Linked DNA regions of Homo sapiens: region 2 is linked to region 1. A link is a loop called in an ENCODE intact Hi-C map of the cell type or tissue named here. Cell type or tissue: heart right ventricle. All regions are shown on one strand. Links, peaks and the distances in the headings refer to the core of each region. The heading gives the core; the rest is flanking DNA.

The links. Hi-C counts contacts between places; a loop is a spot of excess contacts. Peaks named below come from ENCODE experiments on the same cell type or tissue, not always from the same donor. Only the 100,000 strongest peaks of a DNase experiment are listed, where the experiment ranks them.
Region 2: a loop joins it to region 1, with 2.8 times the contacts of the local background. A loop is called at or near these places in 69 of 110 quality-filtered maps.

Annotation. Positions count from the first base shown.
Region 1 is chr4:6,868,649-6,878,008 of GRCh38, forward strand. It overlaps KIAA0232, which reads left to right. Exons shown (of 10, transcript NM_014743.3): 8 at 2,926-3,034; 9 at 8,012-8,109. Among named protein-coding and RNA genes, the nearest start is that of TBC1D14, 36 kb to the right of the region's middle. RefSeq lists a silencer at 5,411-5,570. In heart right ventricle, for the core only: a CTCF peak has its summit at 5,506 (motif pointing left); DNase peaks (open chromatin) are centred at 1,556, 5,493 and 6,980; H3K27ac peaks cover 3,965 bases.
Region 2 is chr4:6,766,914-6,775,182 of GRCh38, forward strand. It overlaps LOC105374367 (a long non-coding RNA gene), which reads left to right. Exons shown (of 2, transcript XR_925101.3): 2 at 535-726. Among named protein-coding and RNA genes, the nearest start is that of KIAA0232, 12 kb to the right of the region's middle. In heart right ventricle, for the core only: no CTCF peak of the experiment used is centred there; a DNase peak (open chromatin) is centred at 4,598; H3K27ac peaks cover 3,733 bases.

The sequences.
Region 1 (9,360 bases), core at 1,361-9,360:
GATCCGCTTTCAGCTTCCTCCATTGTCTCTTCATTCTTTTCATTCCCAGCCACAGCAGAAGTTGAATTAATACATTCGATGATGTATTAGATGAATATAGCATGATCCAGCCTAAAAGTTATAAATGAGTGGAGAGATGTCATAACAAGATGCATATTCCTTGAATATGTTTAGTATAAAACGGGACAAATAAGTCCCTGCCATAGGAATTGACATTCAAATGGAGGATGCAGAAAAAAGACTCCCAAATTTATGGTAGAAACTGGTGTGCCCTTCACAGTGGTTTCAGCAAGAGAGAGAAGAAATGATGTATGAGATAGTCAGAGACTGTTGGCCTGGCGGAAACTTTTCTTCACGTCAGCAGACACTGAGTATCTGCTTTGTGCGGGGCCCCATACTTGGGAATGCAAAGATGAGGAAGACGTGGTCCCGCCCCTCAGGAAGCTTACAGTCGGGTTCTGCTGGGATCTAAACTCGTCTTGGTTCATGCTGCCCCTGCTCCCAGGTTCCTGGCCCCTCTAGCCTGCTTTCCCTGACCTGTCCCATCCCCCACCATGAACTCACTCCCTTTCTTGATCTTAATCCTCAAGAAAGGATGAAAAGATAAGCAGTGTATTTAAACTGATCATTCCTGCAAAGAGCTTTTTCTTTCTCAAATAAGAACCTGTTAACCTCTAAATCCACTTATCTTCAATAGCGCCTTAGGGAGGTGATGGAGAGAGTTCTGGCTGGGGCACCTTCCTTGCTCCCCCTGAGTAGCACTAAGTAATCTCACAGGACAGGCAAGGCCTTTCTGAAGAGGTCTTAGAGTGCAGGGAATTGCATGACAGGTGCTGTTAGCCACCTTGGAAGAACTGCAGGCCTTGCGTGGTGCCACCTTGTTTGCGGGAAGCCCAGCCCTGTCCATTCCCCTGGCCCTAGCATCTGTTTATCTAATAGCAGTACCAATTTTTATTGTTAGGATAAGTTGTAGGAGAAATTAGCAAAGGTTAACTGACTGCTGTGGGTAGACAGTACAATTCTTCTTCAGTTTCTGACTTAGGAGTGTTTCCGAAAAGTTAAGTGAAAACAAAAGTTTGAAGTGTTTCCCTTTTAGTTACATAACAGACACTCATTACGGAATTGAACAGTTTTAGACCCATAAATAATTAAGTTAAAAGCATAACAAAATCCTGTTAGGAAACTGATGAAAAATTTGTTTCTAAAACACTTTAGATTTTAAACTTGAACACGTAGTGAAATGTCTTTTAAAACAATGAAGATGGGTGCAGTGTTCACAGGCCTCTCCACTAAGCAGATGTCTACTGAGAACACAGTATTAGGGGATGTGGGTGGTAGAAAGATGCAGTGGCCAAGCCTCACCCTGGGCGAGCTGGGGCAGGCTCACTCTCTCAGGCACAGTGAGGAAGGCACACTGAAGGGGGTTGCCCTGACTGCCAGCATGCCAGGTATACATGGTGACTGAAGCTGCCACAGGTCTTCTATTGACCACACTACAAGGACTCTTCTTGGTCACTGATGACAGCTGTTGTCTGTCTGCCATTGGCCACACTATCCAGTTCTCACTGGCCAAGCAGGTGGGCGGGGCCCAGCCAGGACTTGAGAATCCCACTGGGAAAGGACAGAGCCTGGGTTCAGGCTAGGTCCCTCTTCTGGGCCTGGGCAGCTTCCAGATGTGAAGGATATGAGTCTCTCCCGCTCTCAGGAATCATTCTCTCATCTCATTTGGATGGCTATCTCCTATTTTAAATTTGAATCATGGAATTTGAATTTGTAATTTGGTTTTAGCCTTAGTTTCCTTCTGGTTCGCACCTAAGCAAGATAATTTTAAGACACTTAGGTCAATAACTGTGCCTATAAGAATTTCCTTTGGGCCAGGCATGGTGGCTCACGCCTGTAATCCCAGCACTTTGGGAGGCCAAGGCGGGCAGATCACCTGAGGTCACAAGTTCGAGACCAGCCTGGCCAACGTGGCAAAACCCTGTCTCTACTAAAAATACAAAAATTAGCCGGGGTGGTGGTACATGCCTGTAGTCCCAGCTACTCAGGAAGCTAAGGCACGAGAATCATTTGAACACTGGAGGCAGAAGTTGCAGTGAGCTGAGATCGTGCCACTGCACTCCAGCCTGGGTGACAGAGTGAGACTCTGTCTTGGAAAAAAAAAAAAAAGGAAGTTTCTTTGATTCCATTTCTTCTTTTACTTACTTCTGCCTGAATGTATGAGGGAGAAGAGGGTTCCCCCTGTTCTCTTCAGAGCACCTCATGCCAGTAAAGGCTCAGGGCTTCCCCATTACCTGTATGCACTTGGGGAATCTAGAAGTTTGCCTTGCTTGGGAGCGTTTTTATTACATTATATTTTGGGCTTGTAAGAGTTTTTTTAGTTAAGATTTTCATGTCGCTTCCCATCTAAGTACTTCTTAAGCAATACTTTCTTTATACACTGTGAACACGCTGGCTTTTAAAATGCACTTTTTTTCAGAACATTATAAAAACTCACCAGTTGGCTGGGCATGGTGGCTCATGCCTGTAATCCCAGTACTTTGGGAGGCCAAGCTTGGCAGATTGCTTGAGCCCAGGAGTTCGAGACCAGCCTGGCCAACATGGCGAAACCCCATTTCTACAAAAAGCACAAAAAATGAGCCAGACATGGTGGTTCCCGCCTGTAGTCCCAGCTACTTGCAAGGCTGAGGTGGAAGGATCACTTGAGCCCTGGAGGTGGAGGTTGCAGTGAGCCAAGATCGTGCCACTACACTCCAGCCTGAGTGACAGAGCCAGACCCTATCTCAAAAAGAAAGAAAGAAAAATCAAAAAACCTCACCAGTTTAAAAGTTCTGGGTTTATAATCTGTAGTTAATAATGCTTGAATATTCTTCCTCTAACCTGAAAGTTTATAAACTTTTTCTGTATTTGGTTTAATCTAAACAGTTCCCTGTATTGAACACTGATATACAAGGAATGAATAGAAGTCAAGAAAAACAGACCTGGTGGGAAAAAGCCTTGTACTCTCCTCTTTTTCCTGCATCAGAGTGTGAAGGTAAGGAGACCTTTGTTAGTTCATTTATTCATTGCAATTTGTAATTTGTTAAGAGCAATAATTTCTTTTTCTATGAATATCAGTCCAAGAAACATTTACCAAGAGGTTTCTGTGTGGGTAGCACTTTGTCATGCACTGGGGACACAGGGAGGAATGAGAACTGGGCCCTGCTCTGAAACAGCCACAATCTGATGGAGGGGAAAGGCATGGAAATATATCCAAGCGTTACTGACCATGGATGAGGTGTGTATAAGCCACCACTGAGTCACAGAGGAGGAAACAGCGGGCAGTCCCTGTGAAGAGAGTTGCCTGCACAGAGGCAGGAGGGTCGCCGCCAGGGGAAAGCACAGGGCTCCATGGCTCAGCTGAGTTGTAGCTGACGCGGGAGAGACAGACAGGGCAGGAGCCTGTCAGAAGGTTTGAGGGCTTGGCTAGGTTAGGTAGCGTCTGACATGCAGGAAGGGAATGCCGTTGACAGGATTTAAATTGGAGGTTGTCAAGGTCAGATGTTGTTTAGAACAATTCTAGTAACAGAGTGGAAATGGAATTGAAAAACTGAAGGCTATTGGCCAGGGTTTTAAGCCCTTGCAGTAGTTTGGGAGGCATACGCTAAAGGTCTGGACTGAGGCAATCAAAGCGGGGACAGAGAAAAGGAAACAGGACCGAGAGGTTTTGTAGAGGAGGAGTTTGTTGGATTACTTTCTATGAGGAGTAGTTATGGGAGTCTAGGTAGAGAGGGAGACAGGAGTGGGCGCTGATGCGGTGAGGAAGATTTTAGTTTAGGGTATTTTTTGAATGAGCAGTCTGTGAGGCCTTCCAGGTAGACACCCAGAAGTTGTTAAGAAACCCTGAATTGAAATTTTGGGAGAAGTAGGAACTAAGGATGCAACCAGAATTGATTAGCTCAAGAAGTTCAGCTTGTCCAGATTGTGGTCTCCTGGGCTTCTATTGGCTACCACATTTATTTAACACCAGTCTCCTGTCAGAGTCCCGAAGGGGTTATGCAAATCTCTTGCATTTAAATTTACGGGTTCACGTGTTTGTCACATCCCCTCAGCTAATTTGTAGTTAGTGTGGAGCCAAGTGACTTCTCTCTCACTAGCCACGATGCCCTGCACACGCCTGTGTTGTCCTCGGAAAGCCTCCCTGGCATCCCTCGGCAGCATGGGCTATAGCTGATGGGATGGAAGGCCAGCTTGGCCAGGTTGACTCTTTAGGAGTGGAGCGTTTGCTGTTCTCTGGTCTGTAGCCACAGACAGCTTCCCAGGACCCTGCCTTCCTCCTTCCCAGAGGTTCATCTGGGTCATAAGGAGAGCGTAGAGCTGAGTCTTCACTGTTAGCGTCTTCGTTGATTGAACAGCGTTTATTGAAGGCCCGTTGCTGCTGCCGCCCTACCATTAGCTCATATCTGGACAGCCTTGGTTGCGTGCAAGGTGCTCTCAAGCTTTTCTTTTACATAATTCCCACAAGAACCTTAGGAGATGCCCCCCGCTAGTTTTCAGATGAGGAAGCTGAGTCTCAAGTTTAGTACTGTAATTTGCCCGAAATCACACAGTTAACTATTAAGCATGGGCTAGAATGTAGGTTGTGATTCTTGTGGTCCAGAAGTTTTGCCCTCTACAGCAGCTGCCTGCACTTGGTACCAAGGTAGATGCCAGGGCAGTAGGAGTAGGACACACAGAGCTTCCCTTCATGTGTGTCCAGTCTGGTAAACTGGGCAAGTACAAGACACAGACACAGTTAATGGAATGAAGGTGGGATGTGGCCACAGCTGTGCCACAGAGGACCTCTCAGGAAGAGCTAGGAGGGAGAGGAGGATGCCACCTTGTGGAAAAGAACCAATTCCTTGCAGTGGCATAGGATGATTTTGAGACACAGAGTTCATGTTTCTTTAGTAAAGGGCAACCTTAGCACCCTTAGTCCAGTTTTCTGTCATTAGTTAGTAAAGAATCCAGTTTCACCTCTTAGCTCTAGGTTCCTGGTTATCTGTACAGTCTCTTAGTGGATACTGGTGTTTGTACATAATATTTTTGTTTTTACAGTGAAGTGGTATATAGAGAAACTCTCAGTGCATAAATACTGGTAATTATTTCTTTTGAATGACCTTTAGCTCACACTGTGAGTTAAGTCCCTGCATATTTGCCCTGTAGCATCATGAAGCATCCTTCTTTAGCTTATGTGGGTTGGGGCATTTAGTCTCAGAAGGATAGCCAAGAAAACAGGTAGTCACTTACCTACTCAGCAGAAGTGGCTGGGGACTCCTAATGCTTCTAATATTGGATATGATTCATCACAAGCAGTTGCTGCTCTGAGCCAGGGGCTGACCTGGGAGCTCACAGCATCTCTGGAAAGGAAGAGTAGCATTGTCCCCTTTACAGTAAGGCGAGGAAACAGGCTCAGAAAAGAGGCAGCTTGTTCAGGTAACCATATAAGAAAGCCCCAGCTTTGTGCAGTCTGCCCCCTGCTGGCCTTGCTGCGCATTCATATGTGCATCCCTTCAGCACTTGGGTTAGGCACTGTTCTAGACTTGGGAATGCATAGGCAAACAGATCGTGTCCCTGTCCTCCCCCTGCTCAGGTACCTTCTCAACAGGGACTTGAGGAAATAGGGCACAGACCATGTGACAGCTGGGGCTGCCTGCAGGGAGAGGTGCCAGGCAGCAGTGGCTTGTGCAGGGACAGGAATGCATTGGGTATGCCCCCAACATGACTGGCAAAGAAGGGATGGCATGGGAGTGTGGTGGGGATGAGGCCAGCCAGGCAGCTGGGAGCCAGACCACAGAGGGCCTTGTAGACTCTGTGCACCAGGAGTGCCGTCCCAAACAGCAGTCTCCACAGCTCACGCCCCTGGATTTTCAGTGCTTTCAAGACTCGAGTAATGTAAGCGTCTGGATGATTTTAGCATTAAAGACAGAGAGTCCTGCAGGGAAGCAGTACAGACAGGTGGTGAAAGGCCCAGGATTGAGAACTGTATTGGAATCCAGAGCTTCTTTCCCCAGCTATTAGGCTTTGGGTGCTGACTGAGCCTTTCTGTGCCTCTGTAGTCTGTATGTATAAAAGGAGGCTAGAAGAATGCCCTCATTGTAAGGTAAAGTGCCTAGAACAGTGGCTGGCATGTCATAGCCCGAAACAGGGTGGTGGTCAACTTGAGCATCATGAAGACTATCAGCAGCAGTTCAGCATCACCTTTTCCAAATACCCTGTGGCACAATAAAACCCTCTTGTATGTACAGAATTCCTAAAGCAGGAAGAGAAAATGAAGGAGTGGGGTGTGGAGATGGGCCTGCCTGCCTCTGAGCTATCCTTGTCAAGGAAACCATGTCCTATCCACTCCATGCCCCTCAGCCAGTATAAGTGGTGGCCATATGGAGTGGGCCATGGAGTGAGAAGTCAGCCAAGGAAAAGATGCCTCCTTAGGAGAGATGAAGCCAGGGTTCCTCCCAGCCTCAGCAGAGGACACATGGCATCCTCCCCAGCCGCCCTAGGGCAACCACGCCTCCAAGCCTATGGCTTTGATAAGCAGCGGTCATGGGTGCAATGTGTGTGCCCGGCACTGTGCTTGAGGCTTCACCTCTTTGAATTTGCACAGAAATGTAGGAGGGAAAATGGTGATGTTCTCATCTTAGAGATGAGGATACTAGGGCTCAAAGAGGTTAAATAATTTGTGCAAAGTTACATCACAAGTAAATAGCATGACCTGGAATTGACTGAAGTCTGTCTAATCCCAGAGCCTGGGGTATTCTCATGAACCTCAACTAGTAACTTGGAGTTCTTGGAGCCGTCAGAGAGAACAGCTGTGGAGAGTCTTCCATGTGGCCAGTGCAGCTGCAGGAAGCAGCCCAGCAGGGCCCAGATGGTCTTACCCTTGGCACAGCCTCGCTACTCTGTGCCAAGGTAGAAGGGCGCAGCAGTCACTTGCTCCAGCCTTGTCCTTTGGGGTGTTGTGCAAGGGGCAGGCATGTCATCTCGTCAAACTACCTTGTGGCAACTCTGTGGCAGGGGATGGGGGGTGTGATCTGGTTTTGAGGAAGTAGATGCTCAAGGGTGTTAAAGGACTTAATGCACCATGAATGTCAATGCCAGAGTCCAAAACCCTGGCCAAGTTCCTCCTTTTACTCTGCACTGTGCCTCTGCCCCAGCTATGTTTCTCATGGAGGTAAGGGGAGTAAGAGGCTGTTCTGGATGAAGACCAGCAGTTCTCAGTGCATTAGAATTGCCTGGGAGCAAATCTGCTTTTCAGAAAGTGCCCAGCCCCTGCCCAGGACAGTTCATTTGGAATCTCTGGCAGGAGTCTAAGCCTCTCTAAAGCCCCCAGATGATGAGAATATGCAGCCAGGGTTGAGAACTACTGGGCTCGTTGGATTTGTTTGATATCTTCTCATCCCAGTTTTTTTCCCATTTTGTGGGGCCATTTGCCTGATGGAATCGCTAGCACCATTTCTTTTTCCTATTCATAGATGTGATACATGGTTCAGTATGTTGTTGAGGAAGAACACACAAGGACGTGACCCTGTGTCGTTTCTCCATTGCGTTCCCTTCTGTCTGAGCTTCCTTTGTTCCTCTGTCCTATGAACGTGCTATGATGCACCATCTGTCTCCTCCATCCATTTGTTGTGGAGAGCATGGGCCCTGTGGGTCTCTCTGTCGTGTGTTCCCAGGGCCGATCACATTACAGGTGTGAATAGAAGCTTGTCCAATGAGTGCCTCCTGGTAGAATAACAGGAGTGTATGGTTATGCTGGCCTATTTCTTTTTTTAACTCACCAAACCAAGAATTTTTTGTCAGCATAGCGTTTTTTTTCTCTTACACACCTGCCTGGCTGTGCTTTTAGTGACGACTTAAAACCTCCGAAGGGTTGGGAGACCTAACTGATGTAGCTTTTTAGTGAAAAATGAAACAAGAATGTATGTTTCATAACTGTGTCTTAATGGAATTTCCCCCTTTCCCTCTTTTCCCTTCTCCATTCCAAATGATTAAGAATGTTACACAAATGCCAAGGGAGAGAGTGGTTTAGAAGAATATCCAGATGCTAAAGAGACACCCAGTAATGAAGAGCGCCTGTTAGATTTTAATAGGGTAAGTGGACTGTCCTCCTCCTCGTCATTAACTTACAAACAGCCACCACCTCCAGTTGTCACTGTAGTCAAAAACCTGGGAGTCATGTGAGTGGACCCCACCTCTCCCAGGAACCAGCCAGGCCTGTGGGTGCAGACTTCCTGTTCTCTGGCCTTTGTTCTGAGTCTGCATTCTCCCCCGCTTCCAAACCCCCTTGACTGTTGACTGCCAGTGCTTCCTGAAGAATCCCCAGCTCTCTCCCCAGTCTTGGCTCTACACTACTGCCCGAGGGCATTGCATTACAAATGCAGAGCTGACCCTGTTGCTCCTTGGGTGGGCACACTTTTCATCTTTTTTTTTTTTGTTTACCTAATAAGTGGGAGACCTAGCCTTGTCCTCTTTGAAAGTGCACCCTGAGGCAGCCTTGCCAGTGTGCTTGTTGCCGCTGTCCCGGCTTCTGCAGAACGATCCCGCCCTTTCCGTGTCCTCCTGCACTCTGTGCACGACTCTTCTTGCTGTAGCCAGAGCATGTACTTGCGTTCCGTTTCTGCATGTCTGCCTCTTCCACAAGCCTGTGGGCACCACGAAGGCGGGAGCGGGGCCTCCGCCTGGTTTAGTCTCGTCTTAGACCTTCCCCGGTTAAGAGGCAGGCAGGCAAATGAACCTAAGGAAAATTCTTTTTATTTGGTGTGAATTGTCAGTGTATTAGGGTTCTCCAGAGGGACAGAACTAATGGAATAGGTATATATATACACAAAGGGGAGTTTATTAAGTATTAACTCACACGATCACAAGGTCCCACAATAGGCCATCTGCAAGCTGAGGAGGAAGGAGAGCCAGTCCCAGTCCCAGTCCCAAAACTGAAGAACTTGGAGTCCGATGTTCGAGGGCAGGAAGCATCCAGCATGGGAGAAGATGTAGGCTGGGAGGCTAGGCCAGTCTAGTCTTTTCACATTTTTCTGCCTGCTTTATATTCTAGCCACGCTGGCAGCTGACTAGATGGTGCCCACCCAGATGAAGGGTGGGTCTGCCTTTCCCAGCCCACTGGATCAAATGTTAATCTCCTTTGGCAACACCCCCACAGACACACCCAGGATCAGTACTTTGCATCCTTTAATCCAATCAAGTTGACACTCAGTATTAACCATAACAAGTCCACCCCTTGTCAATTTGAACCCATACACATCTCCTGAAATTATATGTAATCTTCAAATAAAGACAATAAGGTCATAATTATACCTAACATAATACAGCTATGCTTCATACAACCGG
Region 2 (8,269 bases), core at 270-8,269, 100 kb before region 1:
CCCCTCCTGGGCTCAAGTGATCCTCCCACCTCTCAGCCTCCCGAGTAGCTAGGACGACAAACACACCTCACCATGCCCACCTAATTTTTTTTTTTTTTTTTTTTGAGACGGAGTCTTGCTCTGTCGCCCAGGCTTGAGTGCAGTGGCGCCATCTCGGCTCACTGCAAGCTCCGCCTCCCGGGTTCATGCCATTCTTCTGCCTCAGCCTCCCAAGTAGCTGGGACCACAGGCGCCCACCACCAAGCCCGGCTAATTTTTTGTATTTTTAGTGGAGAGGGGGTTTCACCGTGTTAGCCAGGATGGTCTCGATCTCCTGACCTTGTGATCCGCCCGCCTCGGCCTTCCAAAGTGCTGGGATTACAGGCGTGAGCCACCGCGCCCGGCCTGAAAACAGACTAATTTCAAAGAATTGGCTCACACAATTGTGAGGTCTGACTCGGCAAGTCTGAAATCTGCAGGTGGGGGGCCTACAAGCTGGAAACTCCAGGGCAGAGGCTGATGCTGCATGATTGGCAGAATTCTTTTCTTTTTCAGAGAAACCTCAGTTTTGCTCTGAAGGCCTTCAACTGCCCGGCCGAGGCTCACCCACACCAAGGGGAATCCCTTCTCTTAAAGTCAACTGATGGTAGATGTCAACCACAGCTACAAAACACCGTCACAGCAACACCTGGGTTAGCGTTTGATTGAATAAATGTGACTGGAGCCTGGCCAAGTTGATACATAAAATCAACCGGCACATTCCTTTTAGGTGAGGATTCTTTCCCTCTCTCTTTGAGGTCCCTGCTGGAGTAATTCTCCCCAGAGCTAAGTCCACCGTCTTTGGAATGAGTGTTTGGGGGTGGCCTGTCCCCCTGCCGCCCGCCCGGGCCAGGGAGATGGCCAATGCACGGCGGGCGCACCCCTATTCCCTCCTCACTCATGAGTCTGGTGGGACAACTCATCCGGTCAGTCATGATGAGTTGTCCCACTGCTGGGAACACCTGCCCTGAGAGGTCTGGATGGGCTCAGCCTCATGGCACCAGAGCAGGCAGCTCGTGAGCAGCCCCGGGGGACCAGCAGGTCACTGGCAACTGTTAAGCTGTGGAGAACTTCTCAGGGCTCAGCTGGCATTCCGACCTCCCTTTGCCTCCCACGGGCCTGGGCGGGGCCCCTTCCTTTCGTCCTTAGCCAGCCGCCACTCTGTCCTCCACTGGGAGTCCCTGCCCCCATTACTGCACCAGCTCCCCTCCCCCCACCCTGAGGACACCCACCCTGTTCGTTATAAAGGGACACAGGCACAGCTAACAAGGAACAATTGTGGGCACAGTCCAAAGTTCAGGGTTTTAAGGACACCGTTTCCGCCCCGGCCTCGTCTCTGAGATGATTCTGGGCCCATCAGAGGCTTCCGGCTTCTCCTTTTATGACCCTGAGCTTGTCGGTCTCCCTATCCTCATGCCCCCTGCCCTTGGAGAGACCCAGCCTTCCTTCTACAAGATCCCCTGCTGAGGGAGAAGGAGCTGGCTGGGGCAGGACCGTAGGCTCAGGCTACATGCCCCAAGTTCACTCTCAGCTCACATGCTCCAGACATTGTCCTGGTGCTCAGCCTGCCATCCAGGAGGCCCCTCCCAAGCTCCTGGGCTTCCATCCTCAGTGATCCAGTGGACCTGGTTCCCAGAGCTGGGTGGGAAAGGGCCCCTTGCCTCTGGGATGGGAGGAAAATGTTCAGTCCTCTGTTAAGCTGGTCGCAGACTCTGATGAACCTTTCCAGGGCCATGAGTCATGCCGTTTTCCAAAAGAGGAAGGAGGCTCGGGGAGAGTAAGTGTCTTGCCCAAAGTCACACAGTGGAGTCAGCACTTGAATTTAGCTCTGACTCCCATGGCACCTGCTGAGTGCCTGACCTGCCCCCTCCATCCCCCATGGCCTGCCTGCTCCTCGGTGCAAGGATCACCTCAGCTGTCACAGCTTTAGAAGTGAGCTGTGCATGAACCCCTGAACCCCAAAGCATCAGGGAGGGTCACCCAGAACCCCATGCCTGCTGGATGCCGAAGCCATGCCAAATAAATGGGACAGGCCTACTCATCATGCAAAGCTCCAGTGATGCTTTAGCTTCCCAGGAAATCTCTCTTGTCATGATGAGCACCAGTAGCAAGTGACGGCCAGCAGGCCCCCACTACAAGCCCGACACTAGGAAGAGGTGTTCCCAGCCCACACACAAATGCCTGGAGAATCACTAATTTGCTGCCCATTCTTGCTGGGAAGAGAATTTTCTGGGAGGAAGGGCTTTGTTAACCAACACCCTGGCATCTAGAATTGCCATTGGGTCTCCGTGATTCTAGTCAAGGGATTCGGCCATCCAGAGCAGGGTATCGGGGGCCCTCTCGGAGTTTGAACCTCTAACAGGATGGGGCCCATACCTGGGTGCAGCTGCGGTTGTGGGGATGCCCCTTCTGAGCAGCTGCTGCCTCTGTGTGCTCCCCTTCCTCTCCCCACCCCCACTCTCTTCCCAGGTCTCCCTCTGCTTACTACCCAGCATGGGCAAAAGCAGCTGCACCCAGTATGGACCAATAGGGGCACACCCATTTCGAGGCACTAAATGTGGTGCTGATAACAGAGTCCCCAGGCCTGGCTTGGCCCAAGGATGGAGCACCCCAACACCCCAGCTGTCTCAGGGGCCCACTGCTCAGCCTGGCTCACTCCCCGAGGGTGGGTGGTTTCTAAGTGCAGCTGGTGGGCTTGTGTGTGATGGTGGACGGATCCTGGAGTTTAGCAGGGTGACTGTGGCCAAGCTGTTTCTCTCTGGGTCTGTTCCTTAGTGTTATTGATGTTGTTGACAGCTGACCGGTCCTGCACCGTACTAATCATTTTACATGGAGAAGCTCCATGTAAAGCTTCTAGGTTGTAATTCTCATCACAACCCCGTGAGGTAGTTCATATTATCACCTCCATTTTACAGATAAGGAAACTGAGGACCAGAGAGCTCAAACTGATGTGCCTTAGGTCACACAGCTAGTGATCAATTGAGCCAGGCCTTGAACCCAGACAGTCTGGCTCCAGGACAAGCCCGCACAATATCTATACAGAAACAGGGCCTGGTGCATTTTAGGGCTGCTGTGATTTTGTCCTTATCTGCAGGTGCTTTTACCTCTGATTTCATTCGCCCTATGACCTGTATGGTAGGTTTTATTACCTCGGTTTTATCACACTTTCATCCTCCTCCAGGGTAGAATCAGCTTACAGATGAGGTAACAGGCTCAGAGGGGTTAAGCAACTTCTCAGGTGTCCCACAGCTGGTACGTGTGACAACTCGAATTCAAAGAAGTCTCCTGACTCTCACTGCGGAGCCTCCCATTCAAGAGGGACCTCAAGGTGTCACAGAATTTAGACATACTGAACGTCCTTACTTTATGAGTCCAGATTCAAATCAGTAATAACGCAATGTCAGAGGAGTTGAAGAATTCTTTCATGTATTTGTCCATCCTTGTTCCACACCTTGTCCTAGGATCCTTGGGGTTGCAGTGGTGGGGATGGAACCATAGAGATGCACAAGCCATAGATTTAGGAACTGGAATTTCAGCAATGCTTTCGGGTCTTCTGACAAGGTGCAGGCAGGCCACCTTTCTTGTATGGCAGGGCAGGACAGGGCTGGCCTGTGTTCCAGTTCTGGCTGTGTCACTCCCATGCTGTGTGACTTAGGACAAGGCTCTGCTCTTTCTGTACATTGGGTCACCAAGCAGGGATGAGCTGCCTGGTGTGGTGACTCCAGGTGGCTCCAGGAGGAAGGCAGGGGCCCTCTCATGTGAGTAGCCACATTCCTCCCTATGGCTTGTCCACAAAATAAGGGGACCTCACGGAGACAGCTCTGTGCACCTGTCATGCTGTATCGTTGGAGGGATTGGAGCAAGGCTGCAGCTTCCTTGGGGTTGGATCATCACAGGGGCCATAGTCATGAAGCCGATTGGCTGTGAACTTGGGCTGTGGGGTCCAAAGACCCAGGGTTAACTCCTGGCTCTGCCACCAGCCAGCTGTGTGACCTTAGCCAAGTTACTTAGCCTCTCTGAGCCTCAATTGCCTCATTCATAAAGTGGGGAACCTAGCACAGTGCCGAGCAGCTGCTCATTTACTGCAGGCACAGTCACTGAAGCTGAGAATTATGAAGCTGATGAGGATAGAGGGTCCAGCATAGAAAGTGCCACCTACAAGCACCTACTATGTGCCAAGACAAGGAGACAAGAAGGTGACGTGATTTACTTCTGGGCATACAGCAAGAACATGGCAAAGCTGGACCTGAGCATTGGGATGCATCAGCGCCTGCGGTGCCTGGTGGCTCTGAGCCTGTAGCAAGCTCCCTGGCTGAGGTCTGGGGCTGTGCCCTAGAGGAGGAGCCCCTACGGCCACTCCTGCTGGCCTGTGGCTGGGGCAGCATCAGCAGATGTCTTCAGTCCATCTGGCAGGTCTCACTTGCTTGGTCTGAGAACCTGCCCCACAGGCCTGAGCTCTGCAGGGAAAAGAAATAAAAATAGCCAGGTCTGAGAGGGCAGTGGCTGGGCCGTGGGCAGCAATGCGTGCCTTTCCCATGACTCCTGCTCTGCAGAGGAGAGTCCTTCCCTGAGCCGTCCTGTGTGCCAGGCCCTGGGCTGGGTGCCCGGGAAGCGAAGTTGTGGCAGGCAAAGCTGCTCCCCAGAGGAGCCCATAGCTTGGTGGGTAGAACATATTTGTCCAGTGCGGCACCTTGGGGTGGGGGCCCGAAAGGGCTAGCAGTGGAGCATTGCAAGAGAGACCCCCTCACCCACCTGGGGGAACACAAGGTAAGCTTCCAGAAAGAGGACACACTGGAGAAAACAGTTGTTAAGCAGAGTGGCGGGGGGCTTTCCAGGCAGTGGGACCAGCATTTGCAAAGGCAGAGAGGTGTGACAAGCATGTCCCATTGAGAGAAGTGTAAGTACCTGGGTACATCTGGAGGCTGGGGTGTCTATAGGGACAGGATGGAGGGTTGCGCTAGGAAAGCAGGGAGCCTGGGACTGTGGGGACGATGGGGAGCCAAGGGAGGTTATAAAGCAGGGGGTCACGATCTCTCCTTCTCAAGATCCATAGCCTTAATCCCATCAGCAAAGTCCCTTTTGCCAGGTAAGGTAACATAGTCGCTGGTTCCAGGGATTAGGAGGTACACTTCTTTGGGGGGTCATATTCTGCAGACCCTGTCTCTGTAATAAACTGCACTGAATCCTCGTCCAAAGGCTTCTAGGGACTCCAACTAAGACACCCCCAACCTTAATTCTGGTCCCTGGGCTCCCCGTCACAGGCCCCAGCACCAGATCCTTGGCTCAGCCCCTCCAAAAATCTTGGCAGGTCATTCTCTAAACAGGCGAGAGCTGGGTTCAAATCCTGCCTCTGCTGCTTACTTGATCTGTGACCTTGGGCAACTCACCGGTCTCTTTCAGAGCCTCAGTTTCCTCATCTGACAAAGGGGGTAAGGGGCCCAAGAGATTACTAAGCAGGTTAGAGGGTCAATAAGTGCCTGGCGCATAGTAGGTGCTCCAGAAACAAGAGCTATTGTCAGTTACCAGGTAGTTCTAGCCCTTTGTTTCCTTCCCCTGTGCAGAAAATAATCATCATAATTACACGCTCTGCTGTCATCCTGACCTGCAAACCCTCCTAGGGGCAAAGAAGTTTGTTTTGTTTATTTGTTTCCTGGATGCAAAGAATCTGTTGATTTCTCCAAGCCTGGCGCTGGCTGAAATTGTCCCAGCCAACACTGAAGCTGCCTAGAAGGTGGCTGCAGTTTTGGGGTGGCACCGGAAAGGGCTCTTTTAAGGAGCCACCAGCACCTTCGCCTCAAAATCAAGAACAATACCAGGCCCCATGCCAGCCACAGGAGTAATTAGGCCAGATGGTTTCAAGGCAGAAATTCCAGTAGTCCCTGAAATGCTATAAATCGAGCCACAGACAGGAGGTGTGGTGACTTGACAGCAATTTCTCCCCAAGGCAAGGCCTCCGCGGCATCACAGCCAGCCTTCCCTCCATTCCACTGCAGAAATAAATGAAGTTATGGATGTTGGTGTTTCTTTGCGGTGAATCAAATGGATTCCCTGTGAATGCTGTTTGATATTCTTCTTGATCATGTCAACTAGACAGAATGTGTCTTTCTAGCATTTGTTTTTCAAAAAAAGATGTGTGAAATAGGAATTTTCACATAATTCCTGAACAGGTTTTGGTGGCAGTGGTGTTTGTTTTCCAAAAGCCGGGACAGGAACTGCAGAGCCTTCTAGTGCTTTCCTTCATCTTCTCCCCAGTGCAGCCGGAACTCGCCCCTGGGGTGGCCCACTCTCCCCCACTGAGAGCAGCAGAGACAGCCAGCTGCACAGGCTCGGGATGTGGGCTGGGAGAATGCTCCCCCGTGAACTCACAAGCACATGTTAGGTGCTGTGGATACAAGAAGCCCAGTCATATGGAGAGTATGTGGTTGGGCGGCCAGGCTTTGGAGCCAGTGGCCTGACTTGTTGTCCCAGCTCTGCCACTCCCTGGCTTTGTGACCTGAGGCAAGGTTGGTATTTCTCTCTGCTTCCATAACATGGGATAACAGTGGCACCCACTTCATAGGGCAGTGAGGGATTGATGTATAAATACAGGTAGTCTGCAGAAGCTCACCTGGCAGACAGTGGGCACCCAGCAGACGCTAGTAATTTAACTCTGCTGATAAGGCCCCTTGTTAAGCAGATGACAGGCAAAGTGAATCATGTATACACCTGAGGACAGGAACACCATTTTGCAAGTGAGGAATAAGGCTTAAGAAAAAAAGAACCAGGCTGGGCGTGGTGGCTCACACCTGCAATCCCAACAGTTTGGGAGGCTGAAGTGGGAGGATCGCTTGAGCCCAGGAGTTGGAGACCAGCCTGGGCAACACAGTGAGACCCCATGTCGATAAAAAATATAAAAATTAGCTGGGCATGGTGGTGCGTGCCTGTAGTCCCAGCTACTCCCAAGGCTGAGGCAGGAGGCTCTCCTAAGCTCAGGAGGTCCAGGCTGCAGTGAGCTGGGATTGCACTACTGCATGCCAGCCTGGGTGACGATCAAGACTCTGCCCCCATCCCCCAAAAAAAGAAAAGAAAAGAAGAAACGAACCATAGCAACATTATGCCTAGAAGCCAAACGGTGGAAGCAACCGAAGTGTCCATTGACGGATGAATGTGTAAACAAAATGTGCTCTATCCTACAATGGAATATGATGCAGCTTTGAAAAGGAAAGAAAGTCTGACACATGTTCCAACATGGATGATCTCTGATGACCTTATATCAAGTGAAACAAGCCAGTCACAAAAGGACAAAGACTGCATGATTCCGCTTATATGAAGTCCTTAAAAGAGTCAAATTCATAGAAACAGAAAGTAGAATGGTGGTTGCCAAGGACGGCGGAGGGAGGGGAATGGGGGGTGAATGTTTAACAGGAATAGAGTTTCAGTTTTGCAAGATGAAGGTCCTGGAGATGGACGGTGGTGATGGTTGCACAACGATGTTAATGTCCTTGACACTGAACTGTACACTTAGAAATGGTTGAGATGGTAAATTTTATGTTATGTGTATTTCACAATTAACAGTTTAAAAGAAATGAACCAACTTGGCTGGGCGCAGTGGCACACGCCTGTAATACCAGCACTTTGGGAGGCCGAGGTGGGTGGATTACTTGAGGTCAGGAGTTCGAGACCAGCCTATCCAACATGGTGAAACCCCGTCTCTACTAAAAATACAAAAATTAGCCAGGCCTAATGGCACATGCCTGTAATCTGAGCTACTTGGGAGGCTGAGGCAGGAGAACGGCTTGAACCTGGGAAGCGGAGGTTGCAGTGAGCCGGGATCCAACTCTATCTCAAAAAAGAAAGAAAGAAAGAAGGAAGGAAGGAAGGAAGGAAGGAAGGAAGGAAAGAAAGAAAGAGAAAGAAAGAAAGAAAGAAAGAAAGAAAGAAAGAAAGAAAGAAAGAAAGAAAGAAAGAAAGAGAAAAATGAACTAACTGGCCCAGGTCCTTCTTCTGGGAGGTATGAAAAGCAGAATTTAGACCCAAGTTTGAGTGACTACCCGACATGAAAGCCCTTGCCTTCTGTCTATTGGATGGGTAAAATTTAGCAGAAGTGGGTGGCTTCAGGAAAGAAAATACTTTACCAAGGGAGGACAAGAGGAGACAGAAAGAGATGAGAGATCAGTAGGCATGAAGCCAGGAGAATGGGTGTCAGGCTGCTTCCGCTGTGTGACTTTGGCACACCACTCACCCTCTCTGGGCTTTGGGTCTCCACTCTTAT